Regions from separate parts of the Homo sapiens genome. Here regions 1 and 3 are each linked to region 2. Evidence: chromatin loops called from intact Hi-C (ENCODE). Cell type or tissue: heart left ventricle. All regions are shown on one strand.

Region 1 (8,000 bases), 170 kb after region 2:
TTCACTTACTCCTGGGGCTCCCGAGTTGCAGATGAGCCTGAAGTTTACACCAGAGAATAAATAAGATAGCTGTTTGGACATCACACACCACTTTGCCAGTTTCCGTTCTCTTGAATTATTTACCATCTAATTGTCTGCATTGAAACAGAATCTGGAAACACAGAGTCAGAGTTGTAGCCCTATTTGCAAGTTACAGAAAGAAAACTAGAGTTCAGTGAAGTACCTGAGGCAGAAGCACTTCATGAGTTTCTGAAGTTCTCTTACCTTGGGAGGGCTGTGAAAGCAGGGGGTGAAACCAGCACAGCAGCAAAGAGAAACACAGCCTCAGGCTGGAAGGGACCTTAGAAGTCACTAGTCCAGTCTCCCATTTGAGGTCACTCTCTCCCTCCAGTGTAGAGGTCTGGCATCTAGTCTGTACTTTCCCCTCAACTGGCTATGTCACCAAGAGCACCTGAACCTTGATTTCTTCATCTGCAAAGGATAGAATACAAAGAAGGATGGAATGGAAAATAAACCTGTCTATAAATTTAAAAAATTGTTATCACAAATTTTATTTTCACCATTGTACCAATAATTTCTTCTTTCTTTCTTTTCCTTTTCTTTCTTCTTTTTCTTTCTTTTCTGACTCTCTCTCTCCTTCCTTCCTTCTGTCCATCCTTCCTTCCTTCCTTCCTCTCTCTCTTTTTTTCTTTCTTTCTTTTTTTTTTTTTTTTCAAGACAAGGTCTCACTCTGTGGCCCAAGCTGGAGTGCAGTGGCACGATCTTGGCCCACTGCAGTCTCAAATTCCTGAGCTCAAGCAATCCTTCCACCTCAGCCTCCCTAGTAGCTAGTAGCTAGGATCACGGATGTGCACCACCATGCTTGGCTACTTTTTTTTTTTTTTTTGAGACAGAGTCTTGCTCTTTCGCCTAGGCTGGGGTGCAGTGGCGCGATCTCAGCTCACTGCAACCTCCACCTCACGGGTTCAAGCAATTCTCCTGCCTCAGCCTCTCGAGTAGCTGGGACTACAGGTGTATGCCACCATGCCCGGCTAATTTTTGTATTTTTTTAGGAGAGACGGGGTTTCACCATGTTGGCCAGGCTAGTCTCAGATTCCTGACCTTGTGATCTGCCCGCTTCAGTCTCCCAAAGTGCTGGGATTATAGGCATGAGCCACCGCGCCCGGCCCATCCTCAGCTACTTTTTGTATTATTTTTCTTTTTGTAGAGACAGGGTCTCACCATATTGCCCAGGCTAGTCTCAAACTCCTGGGCTCAAGCAATCCTCTGCCTAGGCTTCCCAGTGCTGGGATTACAGGTGTGAACCACCATGCCTGGTCTGCACCAATAATTCCCATAGAAAGAAATATTAATAGCTATGAAAATTTTAAAATAAAGTAGAAAACTTAGAAAAGTATAATGACAAATAAAACTCACTTGTCTCACTGCTCAGTAGAAATCACTCATTAGCCGAGCATGGTGGTGTGTGCCTGTAGTTCCAGCTACTCAGGAGGCTGAGGCAGGAGAGTCACTTGAACCCGGGAGGCAGAGGTTGTGGTGAGCCGAGATCGCGCCACTACACTCCAGCCTGGAAAACAGAGCGAGAGTCTCTCTCTCTCTCTCTCTCTCTCTCTCTCTCTCTCTCTCTATATATATATATATATATATATATATATATATATATACACATATATATATATATACACATATATATATATACACATATATATATATATATATACACATACATATATATATATATATATATATACACATATCTTTTTTTTTTTTTTGAGACAGGGTCTCACTCTGTCACCCAGGCTGAAGTGCAATGGCTTGATTATTGCTCACTGTAGCTTTGACCTCCTGGTCTCAGGAGACCCTCCCGCCTCAGCCTCCTAAGTAGCCAGGACTACAGATACACATAACATGTCTGGCTAAGTAAAAAAACAATTTTGTAGACATAGGGTCTTGATATGTTGCCTAGGTTTGTCTTGAACCCCTGTCCTCAAGTGATACTCCAGCCTCAGCTTCCCAAAGTGCTGTGATTACAGTTGTGAGCCACTGTGCCCAGCCCATAATATTATTTGATACATTGTCTTCCAGTCTTTTTCCAACTAAATATATATAATTGAGAAATTTTATTTATACTGTTTTATAGCTTAGTTTTTTCCTATTCAATATTTTCTAGTGCGTCTCGTCTCCACGTCAGTAAATATTCTTCAAAAACAAGAATTTTGGCTGGGTGCCGTGGCTCATGCCTGTAATCCCAGCACTTTGGGAGTCTGAGGTAGGCCGATCATGAGGCTGGGAGCTCAAGACCAACCTGGCCAACATAGCGAAACCCCGTCTCTACTAAAAACACAAAAATTAGCTGAGCATGGTGGCGCGCACCTGTAGTCCCAGCTACTTAGGAGGCTGAGCCAGAAGAGTCGCTTGAACCCGGGAGGCAGATGTTGCAGTGAGTCGAGATCGTGATACTGCACTCCAGCCTGGGCAAGAGAGCGAGACTCAGTCTCAAAAAAAAATAAAAAATATAAAAAAATTAGATACAGGGTCTCACTATATTGTTTAGACTGGTCTCAGACTCCTGGGCTCAAGCGATCCTCCTGCCTTGGCCTCCCAAGATGCTGGAATTACAGGCATGAGCCACCACTCCTGGCCAAGTTATGCATTTACTAGTTAGGGTCAATTTACACCACCAATTTCAATGGAAATCAATATGATTTTTGATATTTGCAAAGAAAGTGGTCCACTTCTTACAAACAGACTTCGGGATGAAAAATGAAGATGAGGCAGACACATCTACAGTGAGGAAACGGATGATGCCTCCTTTTTCCTCATAGGCAACTTGGGGGAGGGGAAAGGAGGTAAGTAAAGGCATGTGGGGGAAGTCAGAGAAGCATCCACACCTGCTCATTATATCAAGTGTCTAGAGACTCTCTAAATAATTCAGACACAGTCGGCTCCCTCCAGGGGCAGGTGTTGAGGAGAGTTTCCAGACAAGCAGCTCCTCTTGCAAAACTGGGGCAGACTGAGGATCTGATTACGTGAAAAGGGGTCCAGTTAGTAGCTATGGCAACCTCCTTCTTCAGCCTTACAACTTGCCTTTGGGATAAGGTACAAGAAGCTTCTGGGAAAACACTACTGCTATGCCCCCTGTGGTGGTGAAGAGTTTTGAAGCTCTGTTGTCTTGGGTTCAAATCCAGGTTCCTCCGCTACAGTGTGATCTTGGGGAATTTACTGATCTTTAGGTTCTATACCTGTAAAATAGGGGTAACAATTCCCCTACTCAGATTATTGTGGCATCATGCATAATTCATCTAGCCCCCTTACTATGATGCTTAGTACATGGTGCTTAGTACATAGTAGATCTGTCCTAAGAATGTCCTCACTTTATGTCCTAGGAATTGATGCTTGGACTTTAAATAAAAGAGAAACGTAGGGCCTGGTGCGGTGGCATGCACTTGTAATCCTAACTATTCAGGAGCTGAGATAGAAAGATTGCTTGAGTCCAGGAGTTGAGTTTGAGACCAGTCTGGGTGACAGAGTGAGACCCCTGTCTCAAAGGGGAAAAAAAAAAGCAATGTTGAAAACTAAGAGAAAGCCATTCCTTAGAATCATAAACAGTAACAGCCAATAGTTATTAAAGGTTAACCATATGCTGAATACCGTGCTGAGTGCTTTACATTTACTCTCGCAAAACCATTTATGGATACGTATCATCAAAATTCAGAGAAGTTAAGACACTTTCCCCAGGTCAAACAACTAGTAGGTGTTAGAATCAAGGTCCAAACCCTATTCTGCCTCTAAACTGAAAAGGCCTGTGCTCTTACCCTGTAAGGAAGAGGATCTCTGGAAGTTATTTTACTGATCCAGCACTTCATTTCCAGGAGAGCAGCCTGAGGATCGGGAGGGGATAATTTGCTGGGCATTGAGGAAGAGCAGGCCGACTTCCTTAGGTCCATGGGACCCGACTGCCCTCTAGCGTTAGAGGAATCCTGGGGCCAGATGGAATAAAGAGCAAGTTGGTTTTCTTAGGTTATGGTGACTCCTCCTGCCTTCAGTATGGGATCATAGCTGCCTAGTTTGGTGTTTTCCTATTGGCCAAAGGGTTTCTCCTAGGGATTAGGGTAAAATAGGCTGTAAAGGGTGGGACTTAAGGATAAGAATTACCTGAATTTAGAGCAGCAATTCTCAGACAGATCAACGTTTGGACCATCAGGTGGAGGGAATGTCTCTTATCCCCAGCATCTGGCACGTAGTGGGTGCTCACTGGATACTGAATGAGGCTTTAAAATCTCATTCTCCCTAATAGCAGAGTTCTGTAAAATAGCAGAGATCTGCAAACTTAAATGAGGTGCCCTTAAGGTAGTTATGAAGTTATTCATCGATTTTTGCCAGAAGTGCTAGTGGAAAAGACATTGTAACATTTAACTCAATTCTACTACAGGAGACTCCACAGGACACTTTCATAAGGAAGAGAGAACAATGACACTCTTCAGTGGTTTAGAAATAAGTTGGGGTCAGGGACGACTTGATCGTCTTAGACTGCCAGCCTCATACCAGTGTCCCTAATGGTCCATGGATCTCAGAGAAAGCCCCCTCCATCTCTATAGCTCTGCCCAAGTAGCCTGTTTCAAAGCTACTCAGTGAGCATCTGTGTGCATTGCACCTTGCTGGGCTCAGTGGGGGATACAAAGACAGATATGCCAGATGTGGCTAATTGTGGCCAACCTGGATGGTGCTTCTTCCATGAGCTAGGTGTCCGGTCCATTATCTGATTATTTACTGACAGGAGTCTTCAAGGTAAGTATTAACTGTCTACTTTTTTCCAAATAAGGAAATTGAGGCTCATTGCAGCAAAAAACAATCCTGCAAATTCCTACAATTTATAGATGGGAGTGCAAGTCATATGACTTCCAAATCCATACTCTTTCCACTATGCCACTCTGGCCAATTCTTTGAAATATTAGGACTCCTTTTCTAAAATGCAGGTATCTCCAAGACAATTATTCCTGTTTTTGTCTGCTTGGGCTGCCATAACAAAATATCATAGACTAGGTGGATCAAACAACAGAAATTTATTTTTCAGTCTGGAGATTGGGAAGTCCAAGATCAAGGTGCTGGCCAGTTCGGTGTCTGGTGAGGGCCCTGCTTCCTAGCTTGCAGGAGACTGTTTTGTCTTCTCACTGTGTCCTCACATGAAGGGCAGGAGGTCAAGGTCTCTAGAGTCTCTTATTTTACTTTTTACTCAACAGTTTGTTGAGAGACGTGGCATCTCTTACGAAAGCACCAATCCCACCATGAGGGCCCCACCCTCACGACCTCATCTAACCCTAATTACCTCCCAAAGGCCCCGTCTCCAAACACCATCACATTGAGGGGTAGGACTTCAACGAAGGAATTTGGGAAGGGCACAAACATTTAGTCCATAACAACCCCCATCAAGCCATCAGTTTAAAAATAGATGGCTTTTCCTATACTTTGTTTCTTACATTTAGCTTTCTCTAGCCTCATTTCCTACTGACCCTTAGTCTGTAGCCTCTGCCTAGGGCAAGTTTACAACTCACTTTTTTTTTTTTTTTGAGACAGAGTTTCACTCTTTTCACCCAGGCTGGACTGCAATGGCACGATCTCATCTCACTGCAACCCCCATCTCCCAGTTCAAGAGATTCTCTTGCCTCAGCCTCCCAAGTAGCTGGGATTACAGGCGCCTGCCACCATGCTCGGCTAATTTTTGTGTTTTTAGTAGAGACAAGGTTTCACCATGTTGGCCAGGCTGGTCTTGAACTGCTGACCTCAGGTGATCCATCCGCCTTGGCCTCCCAAAGTGCTGGGATTACAGGCATGAGCCACTGCACCGGCCTACAACTCACTCTTTCCTCTCCAAAACTGCCTGGGAATTTTGTCTTTTCTCCACCTCTTATGGAGCACTTCAGCTTTCCTATATTAAACCCGCATTACAAAACTCATCAATGAGTTCAAGGGAACAAAAGAGCCTTCCAAGAAAATCTCTTTGGAAAGTCACTAGGGGTAACTGTACCTAACATCGCTACCCCCTAATGTAGTAGCTTACCCGATTTTTATCTTCTCCTCTTCCTCACAAAGAGGATCTTGATTTTTGTTTGAGCAGGAATGTGCCCAGCTGTAAAACTCTACTTCCCAGTCCTTGCAGCTACAGTTGCTCATGTGGCCACAATAAACAGTTCCTCCTGATGAGATGTAAGGGAAGTCACTTACTGGGGCTTCCAGGAGAGCTCTTTAAATGTGGGTGTGTTGGGCGAACTCAGCTGTGCATGCCTCTTTCCCCTGCCCTTCTTCCTGACTGGGACATAGATGGAACACAGGTGTGGAGATGGAACAGCCATCATGGTGCAAGGGAAGCTGCGGAGTTAAGAATGTCAGGGCTGAAAGTTGGAAAGAGTCTGGGTTCCTAATGGCATCACAGAGTTGCCCCGTTGGTCTTGAGCTACTTCTGGACTTCTCATTATGGAAGAAAAACAAAACTCTCAGGTTACTTACAGTAGTGGTAATGCTGAGATAAATCATATAAGGGGCTAAAAATTCCAATTCTTTGCCCCACCCTCAGAAATTTTGGCTCAGCAGGTCTGGGTGCGGGAATCTACAGTTTTAGCTAGGCCCTGTGGTCATTCTGTTACAATGATCCTTGAACCACAGTTTGAAGTAGTCTGAGGCCCACATATACAGCAAATAGCAGAGGGGTGTGTGTGTGTGTGTGTGTGAAGAGCGGGTCAGTGATGTTGGGTTTTGCTTTCAATGCCTACCAAAGACTTGGCCAGCTGTGGATGTCAGATATAAAAAACACCTTGTTCAGCTAATTTGCAATTTAGTGATAAAGAGCTTCCCACACCTCCATCTAACTAGAAAGCTTATCCAAGCTCCCATTTCATGAGTGTGGAAACTGAGGCAAAAATGTTTAAGTAGTTACCCAAGGTCACAATGCCAGTCAGTGACAGAGCTGGAAAAAAAATTCTGGAGTCCCAGTTCAGTGCTCCCTCCATTACACTGGGCTGCAAATAGCACCATGAAACTTTAGTGTCTGCTCACCTCTCCCTCCCATTTCCTCTGTCAGGCAGTGCAGTGGGACATTGTGGCTACCTCTCTGGCCGCCATCCCAGCCCTCTTTTATTCCCCAGCAGCCCTACTGTTTAGGTGAATGAATCCTGCTCTCAGCTCCATGAATCAATTAGGATAATCTTCTTCCCCTATCCGATTTTCCTCCTCCCTTACCAATAGAACCCTTACTTTCTTGGAGCTGCAATGTGCCCAAATAAAAAAGCTACACCTCCCAGATCCCTTTTAGAGAGGGTAGGCCATGAGCTAGTTTTGGTCAAGCACTGGGCAGGGGGGTCTTCCTGGAATGTCACTTAGAAGGGGCAGCTGGCAGACACTCCTCTGCCTATGGTTTTTCCTTCTTCCTGCTGGCTGGAATGCAGTCCTGATGGTTGGAATGCCACTACCATGTGGACAAGAGCCTTACCCTAGGACAGAAGAGAATAAATCAAAAGCAGCCCCAGTGCCTGATGGCCTTCATGGAGGCATTAAGTCAGCCTTGAAGCTGCCTACCTCCAGAGCTCTTTTTACATGAGAGAAACAGGAATGATCAAGTTCAAGCCCCAATTCTTTGAAGTTTCTGTGGCATGCAGTTCAACTCAATGTGTGCATTTATAGCAATGATTGATGCAGGCCAGTTTAATGAGTGAAGCTTGGGGTTTCTGTCTGATGATGATAGTGGTCTTTCTCAGGGCCCAGATGCAGGCCTGCCTTCTCAGTGGTCTTCCCCAAGGGCCCCAGCTCTCTTGGGCTGCCTTCTATTTAAGATTCCTGGGCATTTGTTGTCTGGTTGGGAGCTCATTGTGGTATTTGTGACAGTTTCAGGCAGGACTGTTTATAGCCTTTTCAGGCAAGCTATGCCAGAACTCCTCATCCAGAGGGCAGGGCAGTCAGGGTGACTTGCCAGACCATGTAAGGGTCTGGAGGAGAGGCAGGCTGTGCAG
Region 2 (8,000 bases):
ATTACAAAGTTGGACTGGAGATTGAGAACTGCCCTGTGGGCAGTGGATCATGCCTATGTAATGGAGACATGGCAAAAAGGCTGAACACAAAGGCTCAGGTACATTTCCTGGTTGAAAATGCTCTGAGAACACTGTCACACATCACTGCTGGGAAATAATATGTCCTGACTCTCCACGCAGAGTAGGCAACAGAAGCTCCGCATTTGGTACCTTTTCCAGACTCCAGCCTACGTGCATCTTCTCTTGCCTTTTTTAATCTGTATCCTTTCCCTACAATAAACCATAACCCGGAGTGTAGCAGCTTTCAGTAAGTTGTGTGAGTCCCTCCAGCATTGTACCAAACCTGAGAGTGGTTTTGTGAATCCCCTGAACTTGCAGCTGGTGTCAGAAGGGAGGGTGCACTCTTGTGAGGACTTTTCCCTCCAACTTCTCAGTTGGCCCTAATTCTCACACATGTACTCATCAAAAAGACTCTAATTTAATGGAGGTACGGGGTACCTTCAACTGCTTCAATGTTAACCTTCTTATGGTACCTTTTTGCTACTGCCATTCCTGGAGAGCAAATGTGAGAGTCAAAACCAGAGGAAATAATTGGACTGCAGGTCCAAGAATCTTTATGTCCAAAGCTAACTTTGCATTCAAGAATCAGGCAGTAAGGACTGGAGCCAACTGGTACAGAATTAACAAAATATAAGGGCTGAACTGGACCCTGGCATCTAAGTCAGAACACAGGAATTGATATATCAAGCCACAAGATCTTTAGACTATACCAGACAGAAAGCTTTGTATCACACTCACCACCAACTCAGGCTCCCTGTCTGGAGTGAAAACACCCTGACCTGGGACATGATCAAGTCACTCTGAACCAACATGGCCAACGCTCAGACCTGGTGTGGCAATGAGGTCAGGAGGCAGGGATAAGGTGATGAGGTTTCTCCTGGGGGCAGGGAGTCGGTACTAAGATTACTGCCATTCCTTTCAGATGGTTCTGATCCAAAAACCAAGGTCCACATTCAGAGATGAGGAGGCTGATCGGGAAGCTGTGGTCAGGGATCTTGAGTTAAGCCACCACTTGAATGGAGGAGTCTGGAGAATGAGTGTTAACTGGGCAATTTCAAGGGCTCTCTCTGTCACTCCACCGAGAATGTCTCCATTCTCTCAAAGTTCATGTGGATGCAGATGGCTTCCAAATCCACACATTGGACTCCAAATTTCCAAATTCCCATTAGAAACATTCTCCTGGAAGTCCTTCCCTTGCCAAGAAACTTGACATGTCAAAAGATGGAATTCAACATTCTTTCCAGCACTCTTCACAAATCCCCCCAACTCCATGAGTGCCACAATTACTCTCCTAGCCAACCAGGGAAGGCATCTCCTGGGCCACATGGAGTCTTACCTCTCTGTGGTCCTTAAATACACCACAAGGAGCCCTGGTCATTTCATTCTCCAAAAGACACTTTGACCTCAGCCTCTGCTCTTCACTCCCATTGCCACCATGCTAGGGGTGAGGCCCTCATGGCTTCAAACTGAAATTCTTTCAAATCTTTAACAAGCCTCTTGACCTGCAGGAACTAGAATGGTTACTCTTAAAAAGCACTTGCTTTGGGCCTGTGCCAAATGCTTGACATGAAAGAGCTCATTTAGCTGGGTGTGGTGGCTCATGCCTGTAATCCCAGCACTTTGGGAGGCCAAGGCGGGTGGATCATGAGGTCAGGAGTTCAAGACCAGCCTGGCCAACACAGTGAAACCTGGTCTCTACTAAAAATACAAAAAAAATTAGCCGAATGTGGTGGCAGACACCTATAGTCCCAGCTACTTGGGAGGCTGAGGCAAGAGAATTGCTTGAACTCAGGAGGCAGAGGTTGCAGCGAGCCGAGATCATACCACTGTACTCCAGCCTGGGTGACAGAGTGAGACTCCATCTCAAAAAAAAAAAAAAAAAAAAAGAAGAAGAAGAAAGAGCTCATTTAATCTCAACAACTCTGTTATGGTCATCTCCAATTTACAAATAAGGCAACTGAAGCCCTGTAAGGTGGAGTAATTTGTCCATACCGCAAAGACAGTAAGTGGCAGTGCTCAGCCTCAGTAGAGAACTGTGTGAAACCAGAACTATATCATCTCTCCCAGGTGAGGGGGTTGGGACAAGGACTAGAAATAGGGGGCACTGCTGAAATGTGGGTATCAGGGGACCAGGTAGGGACTGGACCTTCCAGTCCAGGCAAATAATCAACAACCTGGACACCTATAGGCATTGAAGAAGGTGGCAAACAGGGAGCAAGTCAGAGAGGAAGCAGGCAGAGCAGCTGGGGGACAAATGCTGTCCCTGGTGAGAAGGGAGGGAGCCAGACGCCATCTGACATTAGCTATCTGCAAAGGCATTGGGAGTAGGAAGCAATCCTTGGCAAGAGCCATCCACTACCTCACACTTGGGCTCCCAGTCCAGACTGGGCTTGGCTGTCTGCAAATACTGCTGAAAACTGTTTTTATGAAGCCAGGGAAGGCCCAGGGGCTCCTAGGCCCCAGGATAGGACAATAGACTGGTATGGGCCAGCAAGTTGTCAGTCCGGAGGGTGACATGGACACTGTCAGAGTCAAGAGCCAGCAGGATGTTAGCCAATAGGTAGCATGGTAAGGGGACAAGATTACCATTTCTGAATTACCTATACTCACATCCTCATTTTTTTTTTCTTTTTGAGATGGAATCTTGCTCTGTCTTCCATGCTGGAATGCAGTGGCATGATCTCACTCACTGCAACTTTCACCTCCCGGGTTCAAGCAATTCTCCTGCCTCAGCCTCCCGAGTAGCTGGGATTACAGGCGTGCAACACCATGCTTGGCTGATTTTTGTATTTTTAGTAGAGACGGGGTTTCACCATGTTGGCCAGGCTGGTCTCGAACTTCTGGCCCCAACTGATCTGCCCACCTCGGCCTCCCAAAGCGCTGGGATTACAGGTGTGAGCCACTGCGCCCGGCTTACTGACATCCTCTTTTAAGCCCACTCCCCAGTGTTAACTTATTCTAGTCTGCGTTGTATACTTAATGAGCACGTGGATTTTTTCTTTGTTTCCTCTACTCAAACCCAGCTTGTTCCTTTTCATCCAAACTGCCCTCCTGTACCATCTTAAATTTATCACCAATCAAAGGGATTCCATTTGTTAGGCTAATTTCCAAACTTCCTAAGGTCGCAGAGCATTCTGGAGCTAGAAAGGCTTGGAAAGCATCTGGCCCAAGTTCCTCATACTTGATATGGGCTCAAAGTCACTAGGACTTACCCACAGCCCGAAAGGAAGATGGCTGACTACAAGTCCACACCTGACTCCTGTTGCAACATACTGCCTTTTGCCCTCACCTAATGCACCTAGAATTGCTCTCTTTTCCTCCTTTCTCATCACAATTCCAAGTGACTCATGCAGCACCTGGCACATAGATAATGCTGAATGAATGTATGCTTATTTGGATTCGATGATCTCAATTTACAAAGATGAACTTACTGTAAGGTGTGAATGACTGATAACTATCCCTTAATTCTTCCGAGTACAGTATTTGCATTTTAAAACAATCTGCTGATGGTTTGGTGAAAAAGATGTGGTGAAATTTCTTTTCACCAAATTAGCTGGTAGAAATTTGTAAGACACAAAAGTATTCTGGGACAAGAGAGTGTTTCCAAAAGTGCCTCAAATCCACACACGGGGCCGGGCATGGTGGCTTACACCTGTAATCCCAGCACTTTGCCAGGCCGAGGCAGGTGGATCACTTGAGCCTACAAGTTCAACATCAACCTGGGCAACATGGAGAAACTTTGTCTCTACAAAAAATACAAAAATTAGCCAAGTGTGGTGACGTGCACCTCAGCTACTTGGGAGGCTGAGGTGGGAGGACAGATTGAGCCCGGGAGGCCGAGGCTGCAGCAAACCATGATTACATCACTGTACTCCAAGCTGGGCAACAGAGTAAACCCTGTCTCAAAAAAAGAAAACGAAACAGAAAAAAAAACAAATCCACACACGGTACTGGTAGCACAGGCGTACACCTGGTGGGCATTGTGTTCTACGTCAATGCCACACTGTAACCACTAGAGGGAGCTCCAAGCTCCCTCTCCACCACCTCCATTTGCTGCCAGAGGACGGGACAGTTGGTTTGTAAGGTTATTTGACTGGGCCAGGGGACTGCACATTAAAGCCTTTCTCTTTGCATCATCCCTTAGGATTCTCTCTTCTCCAAATGCTCTCTAGCTTGGAAGTGGGTCGTCCCAGTTAGGCTTGGAGAGGCTGGATGAGGTTAGCCTTAGAATAAAATAACTTTGCCTTCTCTCCTCACCCCCACCTTTCCAGCGGGTCAGGAGTCAGGGCTGGGCTCAGGGATGCAGGACCAAGAAGCTACTCTGTTGACTTTTAGGGCTGTGGGCTGCTCGGGCCTGCCCTCAGCCTAAGGACAAAGAAGCCCTCACGGGGACCAACATCACCAGAAAGGGGTTTGTGCTCAAACCCTAGCCTGGCCTCATCCACCAGCATGTGCCCTGGCACCTGTTATGGGTAGCTGGGAAGGAAGAAAATCAGTTTCCAGGATGCTAGGTCTGGCCATTTCCATCCTACATATCATATCTGTCTTATCACAACACACCACTCCCGCTGCACCAGAGGGGTCTGCATACCCTACTGCCTAGCCTCTCTGGTCCCAAGGGAATGGTCCTCCCCTCCATTCCATTTCTCCCTCCCTTTCCTTCAAGAAAGCAAGCTCCCATCCCCTACAGCAGCAGCTCTCAGATGCAGTCCTTGCACTAGCAGCATCAGCATGAACCTGTCAGAAATGTGAACCTTCAGACCCTACCTCAGACCTGCAAGTGGGAACCCTACATTCTAAAACTCCAGGCTGGGGCCCAGCAACCTACCTTTTTACTCCAAGTGATTCTGATGCAGCTAAAGTGTGAAAGTCACTGCCCTACAGAGTGGAGAGGTGCTGTCTCACCCTAAACTAACTGTGCCTGATCTCAAAGTCAGCATTTGCCAACTACCAGAATACTTGGGCTGTGCAAAGTCGTCCCTGGAGAGGCCAAAATAATCTAATCATAATCAAATAGCAGCTAACATCTAACAGTCTATTCCATGCCACCAGGCATGATACACAGCACTTCATACACTTCTTCCTCACAATAATCCTGAGGCAGATGCAATTATCAACCCCATTCTACAGTTCATCAGGGTTGAGAGACAGTGAATAACTCGACCAAAGTTGCACAGCTGACAGGTGGTGGGGACAGGGTGTGCACAGAGATCTACCCGGTTCTGAAGTCCCAGTTCTAAACCTCAATACCTCAGGTTTCCCAAGTGATGGGTTAAGGTGGGGAGATGGGCTTCATGTGGCTTCTTTGATCTCCCTTTGCTCCTAGTTTACACTGGGCCTTTGAGCTACTTTCCTGATCCTGCTCCCGCAGCTGGCTAGTGGCCAATCCCAGGCCTGAGCCCTCCCCACCTCTGCTTTTCCAGGAGCAAGATCATTGAGTCATCCACACTTCTCAGTCTCCCCTGGCTGCACCTCCAGCCCAGCCTGGACAGGTCACAGTGAACCTCTAGGAAGCAGGGATGAGCTCTGAGAAGCCCAACCTCTAGCCCATCGCACCGCTTACTTACCCCCCATGCCCTAAGCTATTTCAGTCTGCATGAGAGCAGTCTGCAGAGCACTGGCTGTGGTCACAGGATGACCTGCTCAGTCAAAGCTAACATAAAGTGTGGTTATTGCTGTGCCTTCATCTGCAGCATGTGACTGTCAGTTTGAGGCTTTGACCACTACCCATCCAAATGATTTGACTGTCCCAGGGGACCGTAAGAGACACACACACACACACACACACCCCCCCCCCCCAAGAGGTATCTGATGAACTCACACCCTCCTGAGCAAAAACACCAGAGCCTCCTCCCGCCCTTCCCACGTGGCTTTGAACAGCTTTCCCTAGCTTCCGCGCACCTGGTTTGCTTTCGTGTTGCCGGGTTTCCTGAGGGCTCGCAGGGCTACTGCTTGGGGTTTCCCTGTAGGAAGACGAGGCCCGGAGAGTCACCGCTCCCTTCCCAGTGCAGATTTTTGTAAGATCCATGTCTGAAAAGAAAAGGTCCAAAATTGAAGACTGAATCCAAGACTCCTGAAGGATTAAAGGACAGTTGGTTAGCAAATTGTTACAGCCGGGGAATGAGATGAACCTGGTTACAGCCATGCGAAGTCTTTGAACACCTGTGGTCAATGAAATTAATCTGTGGGTGGTGGAGAGGGGCAAGTTTTCAGAGGTTTACTGTGCATCATGAAGTTAGGGGAACATGGCGGCAATGGTGAGTTCTGAGTAAATGGATGAGTTATACTATCAGCTGAAAACATTTCAAAATGAAAGCAGGTTTATTCCTTTTATTAAATGAAGTTTAGGTTGATGAGCAGACTTCTGACCAGTTAGTAAGGCACAGTTCAAGAAAGAGTTTATGAAAGATGTTTCAAGCTTCCAGACCATACTTCTCATTGAAGACCAGGCTGGCAACTACGGAAGTGGGGGCGGTGGGGGGGGTGGGGGCGGGTGGTCCCATGGAGAACAACTACCCCTTTGCAGTTTTCCAGTGGGAAAAGGAAAAGCAAATCTCCTTGGATCAGCAAGTCAAGACTCCCAAAATGCTGAGACAGAAGGATATGCTGCCTGGCGAGAAAGCTCACGAGTGACAGTCTCACTTTCCAAACATAACAAAGAAAACTCACAGCAACAAAAACGACTCAGAAGGCTAAATCCTTCAATGAGCAGTGTCCACCGAGCCTCAGCTGTCTTCACAGGGTCCTGGCGTCTCCTACAGTTTCACTAGGGCCTAATAACAGACCCAGGTCAACTTTTAGAGTTTCCTTGAGAAAGATTTCAAAATACGCTTCAAAAGATCTGAATGCCATCCTGCAGGAAATCAGTCACGGAGGCAGGGAACCAGGGCAGACCACACAGTTCTGGGAGGCACACGCAGAGTGTTTCTTTATGTGCAGCTGAGCTATGCAGAACGCCACAGTTTTGTTTTGTTTTCAAATTGCTCACAGCCTAGATCCCTGACCTAAAATTGTCACAGTTAGGATTACAGGTTGACATTCAGGGTGTGTGTCTGGGCAGGATGTGAGTTCAAACATCCAGCTCATCCCCATTCCCCTCCGAGGGCAGAGAGAAGCAAAGCCTCTTCTTTCCTTTCCTTCCACGCCAGCAGCCCCCTGCCAACAACTCAGGGAGAATGATCATTAGCGTTAGACAAGAGAATGGACCTGCCTCGTCAGCACCTCTTGTATTGAACGCAATGCACGAAACGCACAATGTGTCAGGGCAAGCATCAGCCTTGGAGAGCATCTGACTTATCCAACTCTATCAAGAGGCTAAGCGACTGATGTCACCAAACTATTGGGAAAACTGGTTCATAGTCACTTCAAAAGGATGAGAGGCACACTGATGGATGCAGCCCATCCATAGGTTCCTGGACACACAGCCCAGTTACTTCTGAAAGCGCCATTGGATAAAGTACTGTGTAGGCCTCATGTGTCCCCACTTTGTACAGAAGGAAGCGATGAGCCAGAGCTGACATCTGAACTGTACTCCCCCACCCTCTGGAGGGGAGAGGCAGGAAGTGGCTGCAGGTAAAACTGGGGAAGGCAAAGGGGATGCTCTGGGATGGCCCGGTGAGCATCAGAGGCGAATCTAGGTTGGGCACCTAAGGGCAGCTGCTTCAAATTCAGCTAAGTTCAGAGGTTCTCTGTGAGACCAGGTTAATTCTCAGGGAGACTGCAGTTTTTGCTAAAGTACTGGGGGCTGGAAACCTCTAGGGAGAGCCTAGGATGTCCATGCACCGCAGACCCATCCCAAAGGGAAAGCTGAGCCTCTGGACTGACCCTTCTCCTAAAGAAAAGAGGGGCAAGGCCTCTGTCCTCAGTTCCTCCCCACATTCGCTGGCTCTCAGGAAAACGCACACAGACATTCACATACACAGAGGAAGTAAGGAAGCAAG
Region 3 (8,000 bases), 55 kb before region 2:
GGAACTGATGGCATGAGAAAAACTAGGAAATACCTGTGGCACGTTTGCACTGGGTGCTTTATTAAGCGTCTCCATTTTTTCTAAATCTGCCTCTAACTCTGTCTGGCAGAGGCTGAGATCTTTGTCTAGATTAGTCTGGTTCAAGAAAGAAAAGATGGGAAAGAAGGTTTTAGTTTAGAGGAAAGGGAGAAAGAATGGAAGGTTACGTTTGAAAAAAATGAATTTTTTTCTTAGTGTTATACTTTCATACGGCCAAGATAGCATGATTAAAACACAAGAGCTCACTGGAAATTAGTTGAAGACATGAAAACAGAGAATGTAACATTAGGCATATAAAGCAGAAATCCTGAAGTCATCAGAGCTTCAAAAAGCTATTCTACTTGCTACGGAGAACTACAAAAACCTACCTTTAAGGAAATGCCTATTTTCTCTTTTTTCAGAGTGTGGTGACAGTGACAAATACTATATGTCAGAAGAATACGTAATTGCTTTAAAAACCTCTAAACATTAGTATATGTCTTAGAGAATTTGTTACATAGTTTTATTACCTAACCAAAAAAAAAAAAGCATCAAGTTTTTTCAAAAGTGATTTAAGAAAACAAACAAACAAACAAACAAACCCACAACACACTCACACTAACCAAGGCTAGAGAGCACACACAGTCCAACGGAGGAGGCACAGCGGAATTACCTTTCTATCCTCTCTAGGAAGGATAGAGCAGTCTCCAGGAGTATAATCCCATATCTTTTTGGGAGGCTGACGGGAAGCAGAGGAGGAAATGAAGAAATGAGCATAAAGACATAAAGACAAACATGGAGACTGGCTCAAACAAGGAGGGGTACACTGGGAGAACTGTATCAACACAGAAAGGTGAACTCAAAAGCAAGGGGAGTGGGTGCTGCCTACGGACACAAGGCTGCCTGCTGGAGCGGAAGCCTGAGGATTTGGGAGCTGGGACTGTTACCTAGGAAGTCTGTTTCTATGTCTATGTTTCAAGAGCAAATCATCGTTGGATTCTAAATATTGAAAACTTAAGAAAAGACGGGGGGGAAAAAAGAAAAAAAAAGCATTAACAAATTTGAACAAAAACAGAAACTTTTAAATTCCTCATTGTTCTCTTCAAACTAAGATTGACACTGAAGATTCCACATTTTTGAGGCAGTCTTCTGCTGTAAAATTCATTGTGTATTAACACATGTGTGAATCTAGAGGTTTGGTCAACAGACTGAACCAAATTTACTTTCTGTGGTTTGTAGCAAAGAAATTCATATATAAAATGGGTGTTAAATAGTACACTAGACAATTTCATACCAGTAGTTTTAAAACCTCCTTTTACAGTTTAACTAGACCTTGATAGTGGTAGAAACATACTTTTCATCCCCCTTAGAGAACAGAGTTTAAACCCAGAATTTAAAGAGGGGACTGTAAGGTTATTTTTGTTTTGTCTTTTAACTCTTCAAGTCAGATTTACAGCTGCATTCCTAAGACAGAAATTTGCCAAAAGATTGTTGTAAGTTTAATGAGGGAAGAGTCCAGCGGGTGGAACATTCAGAGGTTACAGGTGACTTCTAACTCTGGATCCTCTCTTCTACTTGTTCTGTCTATTTAGACTTGAATTTTCTTACATAATGACCCCTAGGGTGATAAGAAATAGGAGATCATTAATAGCTCCTAAAATTTTGTGCAAATTTCATTATAGCCAACTCCATGGAAGCATTCAAATTGGTTTACATTGTGAAATTTTGACTTGCTCTTACATATAGAAATCATGTCAATTTCTATAGAAATTAGAGGAAAACAACTCAGAAAAAAAACTGATTCCCAGGCTCTTTGTAATAAATCTGCAAATGAGAAGTAATCTGATTCCAAGGTGTGTTCACCACTGACAGCAACAGGTCAGTAATGTCATCTCTGCACATGTATATTCCGCATTTCATAAAGTAAGTGATATTACCAATTACCATTCATCTTTAAGCACTTAATACACTTGGACTGTTCATCTGCAGAAGTAGACTTTTTAAAGCCTAATGACTTACGATCATTTCTTTACTGCAATAAACAGGGCAGTGTTTACAAATTAAACTGGTTTTAAATAATCTGTCCAAAAATGGTCCCTGGAGTCTTGAACTATTTGCTATTCTAACAACTTGTTGGAGCTAAAAAGGTATCTTTTTAGTCAGGATCTTGCTGAAATTTCAGTTCATTTTGGGTGGCTAAAGCGAAGGGGTGGAGGAAGCAAGGAGTTCAGGGTAAATGTCTAGTGTCAAAGTTCTGGCAGGCTTTACTGGGGAAAGTGGTCCCCAGTTGGTGTGAGAAAAAAAAAAAGTAGAAATGCTGATTCCCATGATCTGGTAGGATTTTGATTCTGCTTCTGAATGGCTGAAAAGCTTTCCAAAACAGCTTCCATGGTTTATGCCACTTTTATTTATGTCTCTTACTCTTTTGTGGCAGAGTGGTTGCAGTAGGAAGTGAAGAAAAAATTTATCCTTACCACACCTTCCTCCCAAACCCTGTTAGTTCAACTAGGTAATAAGCCCACCATTAGGATGCCTCAGACCATAAGGAGCTGTTCATTTCAGGACTGTTCCTCAGGATATGGGCATTGATTTAGTTAATTTGGCAAGTCTTCACAAGTATTATCTTTTAAAGTAAGACCTACACAAAAAGAAGCAGTCTCATTAGAAGAACTCTGAGGCCTGTGCAAAGAATGCATGTGGCTTCAGAGAAAATGCTACTTTGAAAAAGCATCTCTGAGTCTTTAAATAATTAAGAGGTTGTTAGAGCAATGGGGTGGGGAGACAAGCTAGAGGAAAGCCCCAGTATACAACTGGACTGTGTTCTCAACATTTGTTTGAAGTTAGCTGTGTGGTACCTGGAGTGAAGTTTTTGGCAGCAATACTGTTAATTTATCAAGCTATGCATGGAGACTATTTAAATGTATGCTGGTATTAAAATACTATATATTATCCTCAAAAATTATTTGTAATGATAGATTTAGTAAAACAATCACAACTAATTAGGGAAAAAATTCCACCATTTTTCCTGAAAGCTAATATTTTAGATAAAACTAATTTAGTTGTTTGGCAGATGAGATGGGCAGAAATGTGTGGATTCTGAAACAGACTTGAAAAATCAACGGCATGGACTCTATTAAACATAACTTAATAGCTTTTGCTTTCCTTGACTAAAGTATGGCATTATTGTTTCATATACCAATCATGGTCTGTTTTGGGGGTGGGGAGACAACTACACACAGCAAAAGCTTTTTTCGGTGACATAATTGACCAGGTTTTAAGAAAAGGAGAAAAGAGAAAGGGTTAGGATACTGTTAAATACTGCACGTGGAAAAGATTGCCTGAGGTAGATTTAACTGATGTCTGAATGGTGAACAGCAGAGGCGAAAAAAAGAAAGGAGAGAAAGGAGAAGAAATGAGGTGTGCACCAATGCTTTGGGGAGGGGAGAAGGAGGGTGCAGACTTTGGGTCAGATGCGTCCCTCTCCACTGGTCACTAGGTGGCGCTGTTCATCCAGGACAGCTCAGCTGCTATCGGGAGACAGTGTCTAGGAGGGACCAGAAGAGAGGAACAAGCAGGCTGTTTGCAAGTCTGGTGCTCTTAACTCAGAAGATGCCTGAACTTTCAAAGCTCAGCACTGCCAAATCAAAGAGCAATTCCTAAGCACCAACTTAATTTCTCTTTGTCTTTGTTTTAATAAAAAATTTTAAAACATTTTATTTACTCAACTATAAAATACATTCCTGTCTGCAAATAAAACTATCATCCCAGACCACAGAAACTCAAAAGCTGGATCCAATGCATAAAGTCTCATACAATCATTGAATAAAATGTGTTTATACACTTAACTCCTCTACCTGTAAATTCTTTTTGCAGCTGTAATAATTAAGACTTTAAAATAACTAGAGTTTTAAAGTCAGTTTCGTTATCTCTAGAGGAAGGATGAGCTCAATTCTCCCTTCTATTTTATATTCCTTTGGGTGCAAGGCTAAGAAAATCCTCCTTTAAGTGCCAAAAGTCAATTTGTACCAAAGCCAATTCAGAGATATCATGGGGCAACTGTAGGCTGAATACTAAAGATGCTAGAATTCCTTACTCCCATTTCAAACTTTGGGAAATATCCTACATCATAGAAATCATTCCCTAAAAGTCACCTATAATGGGGTTGCATTTGTGGGTCACATCTGCACAAAGAGGTCCTTGTTGGCCTGCTCTGGGACTTCATTTACATATGTGCTTTTAAAAATGCTATTTAAAGCAGAGACAATGCTGGTCTTCTCAGTGTGTAACACATTTTCAGCTTGTCTTTCACAGACCATAAAGACTTTGGTCAAGGAAGTGAAAACAATGGCTGAAATAATGCCATCCGCAAGGCATGTGGTACTTGTTGTTAGTGGGGGGAGGTCTAAGACAAGCAATGATTATTTGTGTTTCTCTGGGATATTCCAGCAAGATATACTTCCAGAGCTCACTATCCTTTCTCAGTGAAGTAAGGCAAAAGAAAGCTCAGAGGTTGTAGTGAGAAGAGACAATCCCACTACGGACAACCAACATGACTGCTCCCCACTTTCTGAATTCCTTACAAACATCTGATTCTTTAGCAGCAACAACGCATCCACAGCATTAGTTTAAAAGGTGTATAACCACTGAAGCTATTAAACTTACCGGTTTCCCAAACTCCAATTCCGAAAAGAATTTATACCAAGGTTCATTCTTTAAATCTATCTCTTCTGGGCTTATATCCCGACTCTATAGGGGTTGGTGATAGAGAAATGGAAGAAAGAGAAGGATAACATTATGCAAAGATTACATAGGAACAGGCCAGTAGAGATGCAGTGGTTTCCAGGTATATACAGGAGCTGCATTCAACAGCAGCAATCATCTGTTTTTACTGACAACAGCAAAAACAGGAGGGAGAGGATGGGTTTATAAAAACAGGGAAATTGAGGCAGGGAACAGTAAGTGAATCATTCTCAGCCCTAAGGCAGAGGAAAATGGACTATAGATGGACAACTCTGCACCACACTGCTGCCTACACAACAAGTCTGAATCTGGGCATAACAGCATTCTGCAATAATTTTCAGTAATGTGGAAGAAAAGAAAGCCCTTTACAAAGAACTATTAGTTATGAGCAAATGACCTGGTGAGCACACCAAACATTTAGCCATCTATGCCAGTTGAGTAGAGCTGATTTTTATGGGCTAGTACAACTTTAGTACTTATTTGCAAAGCTGCCTTAAGGTTTTCGAAATAAACACAAATATTGACACTTTATAAAAGCCAATTGGTTAATACTGCATCTTTAATGGCACATGAGTAGGTAGGAAACCATGTCCCGTACACAGTAAAGTGAAAGTGAAAAATGATATAAGTAAAGACAGAGGACACAGTGAAAAAACATTTTAAACAAGTATCCATGGCGGATGAATACAGACAGAATATACTTCGTGTTTTAACAAATAAATGTTAAAGAATTGGGAAAAAATAAAGTGAAAGAAAAGCTAGACAAGACAGATAACAGAACAAAGGGGAAAAAAACTTCTGGGTTATATGACAAAAATAAGTTAGATTTCTCACTTTATATAACACTATGAGGTATCAATAGACTGATAATTTGATTTCATGGGATATAATATTTAACCAAATAAGTATAAAGTTCTGGCACCTTATTTCATGGAATAACACGTGTTTCTGGAAATAACTAGTTGGAAAATGAATGTGTGCAAAGCAAATCATGTTTTCCCCTTCATAAATTGGAGAAATGTTTACATCAGGGAAAAGTGTTTGAGGTTCATGACTAATTAAGTATGTATATATGTTTCAAAAAACATTGATAATCGCAAAAAGAGAGTTGGGGTGATTTTCTACAATAACCTGAAATATAAAATGCATACACTTTCTACTGAGATTGAAAACACTGCACAACAAACTTCACTACTTCTGGGCTATAACACCTGAGGGAGGGGGTTGCCATGTGTGGTGTGCAGGTCTTTAATGCTAGTGCTTCACAAAGCAGCTCTTCTTGTACTTTACTTACAACACAGTTAACATCCCCTTTGCAGCTTGTAGAAAAATGGCTGCTAACTTTCTTAGTGACCTTTACCATCCCTTTTTCTAAGATCTTTAAAAGAATCTTTAGCATTACTTTCACTTTTGCTACAGGTAGAGGACTATGGAAATATGGCAGGGAACCTTCTTTTAACTGAAACCAAGCTAGGTTGAAATCGGAGGGAAAATCATACTGAAACACAAGGTCTGTCCTCCTGCATCCAGATAAGACTTCCTCCAAATGTCTTTAGGGACTTACGGTTTAAATCCTGAAGGAGAAGCCTTGCCCTCCCTGTAGTAAATGGATTCTATATTTATTCAATTCAGTGAAAGGAGGTACAATACCTACAAAAACACAACTACTCAGTAGTGGCAATTTAGACATTGGGAGTTTCTAGATCCTAATATGATGGGGTTTCATGAATCTATTTCATGTTTGTTATTTTTACAAAGACTATTTATAAACTGCCCTCTGGGAATGGTTAGGCTTTTTTTTTTTTTTTCTTAAATAAAATGTACCAGCTCTTTCGGGGAACTGCCTGAAAGTTTTGGTACTCATGATCCTGAAGTAATTAACTTATTTTATTCCCAAAGGTTGTCTGCAGATCGTTTTACTGTGGAGGTTAATGCTGTGACAATAATAGAATCAGGAGGTTATGTCAAACAGCGATGGGTGAGAGCAACCAGCCTCAGTCCTTTGAGCTGCCCAGAGATAAAGCTAAAAAGGTGATACCACACAGCCCTCACATCTGCATTTGATTTTGCCAAGTATAACTCAGCTGTGGATCCTGTTATGGAACAGACCAATAGAAAAACATCCTTCTGGACACAGAGCAGGAACTCTGGCCTGGCAGACAGGGAAAAATTCCATAATGCCTGGCAAAGTTCTTTAGTACCACAGGCTATTCTCCCAGCTCAAAAAAAATCCTTGGAAAAGGGCAGGTAACTCACCAGAAAAATGCCAACTTCTCCTCAAAGACAGTTTTGCTTCTTGAATGGAAGCCAGAGACCAGCTTCAAATTCCAATTAAGTAAGTCGCCTGAATGTGGTATGTCTGTGTAGCACTTCATAATATTCAGTTATTGTACCCATATTATCACATTTGACCCACCCCATCTTCCAATTCCTAGTCCAGTGTTCTTTACACTATACCATATTCCCCTTTTCATATTCCACATGACAGGGGGGCAGGCCCACTAAGTTTGCGATGACACCAAGCTAAAGCAGGGCTAAATGACCATGCTGAAAAGCCAGGAAAGGAACACAAAGTGAGGATGAACTGGGAAGAAACCAAGCTGGGGAAATCCCCTTGTTTTACACTTCTAAAATGTACACTGTGTCTGTAATCCCTCTTTTAATATCTGTCCGTCCTACTACATATATGTGTGTGTGTGTGTGTGTGTGTGTGTATGTATGTATGTATATATTTAACTGAACTGAACTTCTGTAAGAGACTTAGAGGAAGGTATAAAAGAATGAGTCCTGAAAAAGGCCATTTCTGACAAAGCAAGGACTGACCAATAGATCTCCAATTCCAAGGCTAGAAGAGAAAAAAGTATCCTACTATGATAAGAGGGGACCAAGTAGAGATAAAGACCCACATACGTGCCAGGTTTGGTCGCTCAAGCCTGTAGTCCCAGCAGTTTGGGAGGCCAAGAGGGGCAGATTGCTTGAGCCAAGGAGTTTGAGACCAGCCTGGGCAACATGGTGAAACCCCATCTCTACAAAAAATAAAAAATTAGCTGGGCCAGGCACGGGCTCATGGCTGTAATCCCACACTTTGGGAGGCAGAGGTGGGTGGATCATTTGAGGCCAGGAGTTCAAGACCAGCCTGGCCAACATGGTGAAACCCCATCTCTACTAAAAATACAAAAATTAGCCGGGCATGGTGGTGCGTGCCTGTAGCCCCAGCTACTTGGGAGGCTGAGGTGAGAGGA

Evidence for each region. A loop is a pair of places that touch in the nucleus more often than their neighbours do. Peaks named below come from ENCODE experiments on the same cell type or tissue, not always from the same donor. Only the 100,000 strongest peaks of a DNase experiment are listed, where the experiment ranks them.
Region 1: it touches region 2 in a loop (8-fold over the local background); 105 of 110 quality-filtered maps call a loop at or near these places.
Region 3: a loop joins it to region 2, with 3 times the contacts of the local background. A loop is called at or near these places in 56 of 110 quality-filtered maps.

The regions. Positions count from the first base shown.
Region 1 is chr10:95,597,361-95,605,360 of GRCh38, forward strand. No RefSeq gene overlaps it. Among named protein-coding and RNA genes, the nearest start is that of SORBS1, 40 kb to the left of the region's middle. In heart left ventricle, CTCF peaks have their summits at 3,977 (motif pointing left) and 4,186; a DNase peak (open chromatin) is centred at 3,951; H3K27ac peaks cover 1,023 bases.
Region 2 is chr10:95,426,487-95,434,486 of GRCh38, forward strand. It overlaps SORBS1 (sorbin and SH3 domain containing 1), which reads right to left. Exons shown (of 33, transcript NM_001034954.3): 6 at 5,962-6,090. Among named protein-coding and RNA genes, the nearest start is that of SORBS1, 130 kb to the right of the region's middle. RefSeq lists enhancers at 3,784-3,873, 3,985-4,485. In heart left ventricle, a CTCF peak has its summit at 4,058 (motif pointing right); DNase peaks (open chromatin) are centred at 4,069 and 5,503; H3K27ac peaks cover 7,151 bases.
Region 3 is chr10:95,371,293-95,379,292 of GRCh38, forward strand. It overlaps SORBS1 (sorbin and SH3 domain containing 1), which reads right to left. Exons shown (of 33, transcript NM_001034954.3): 19 at 4,681-4,764; 20 at 692-757; 21 at 34-135. Among named protein-coding and RNA genes, the nearest start is that of PDLIM1, 84 kb to the left of the region's middle. In heart left ventricle, a CTCF peak has its summit at 3,507 (motif pointing right); a DNase peak (open chromatin) is centred at 3,519; H3K27ac peaks cover 2,249 bases.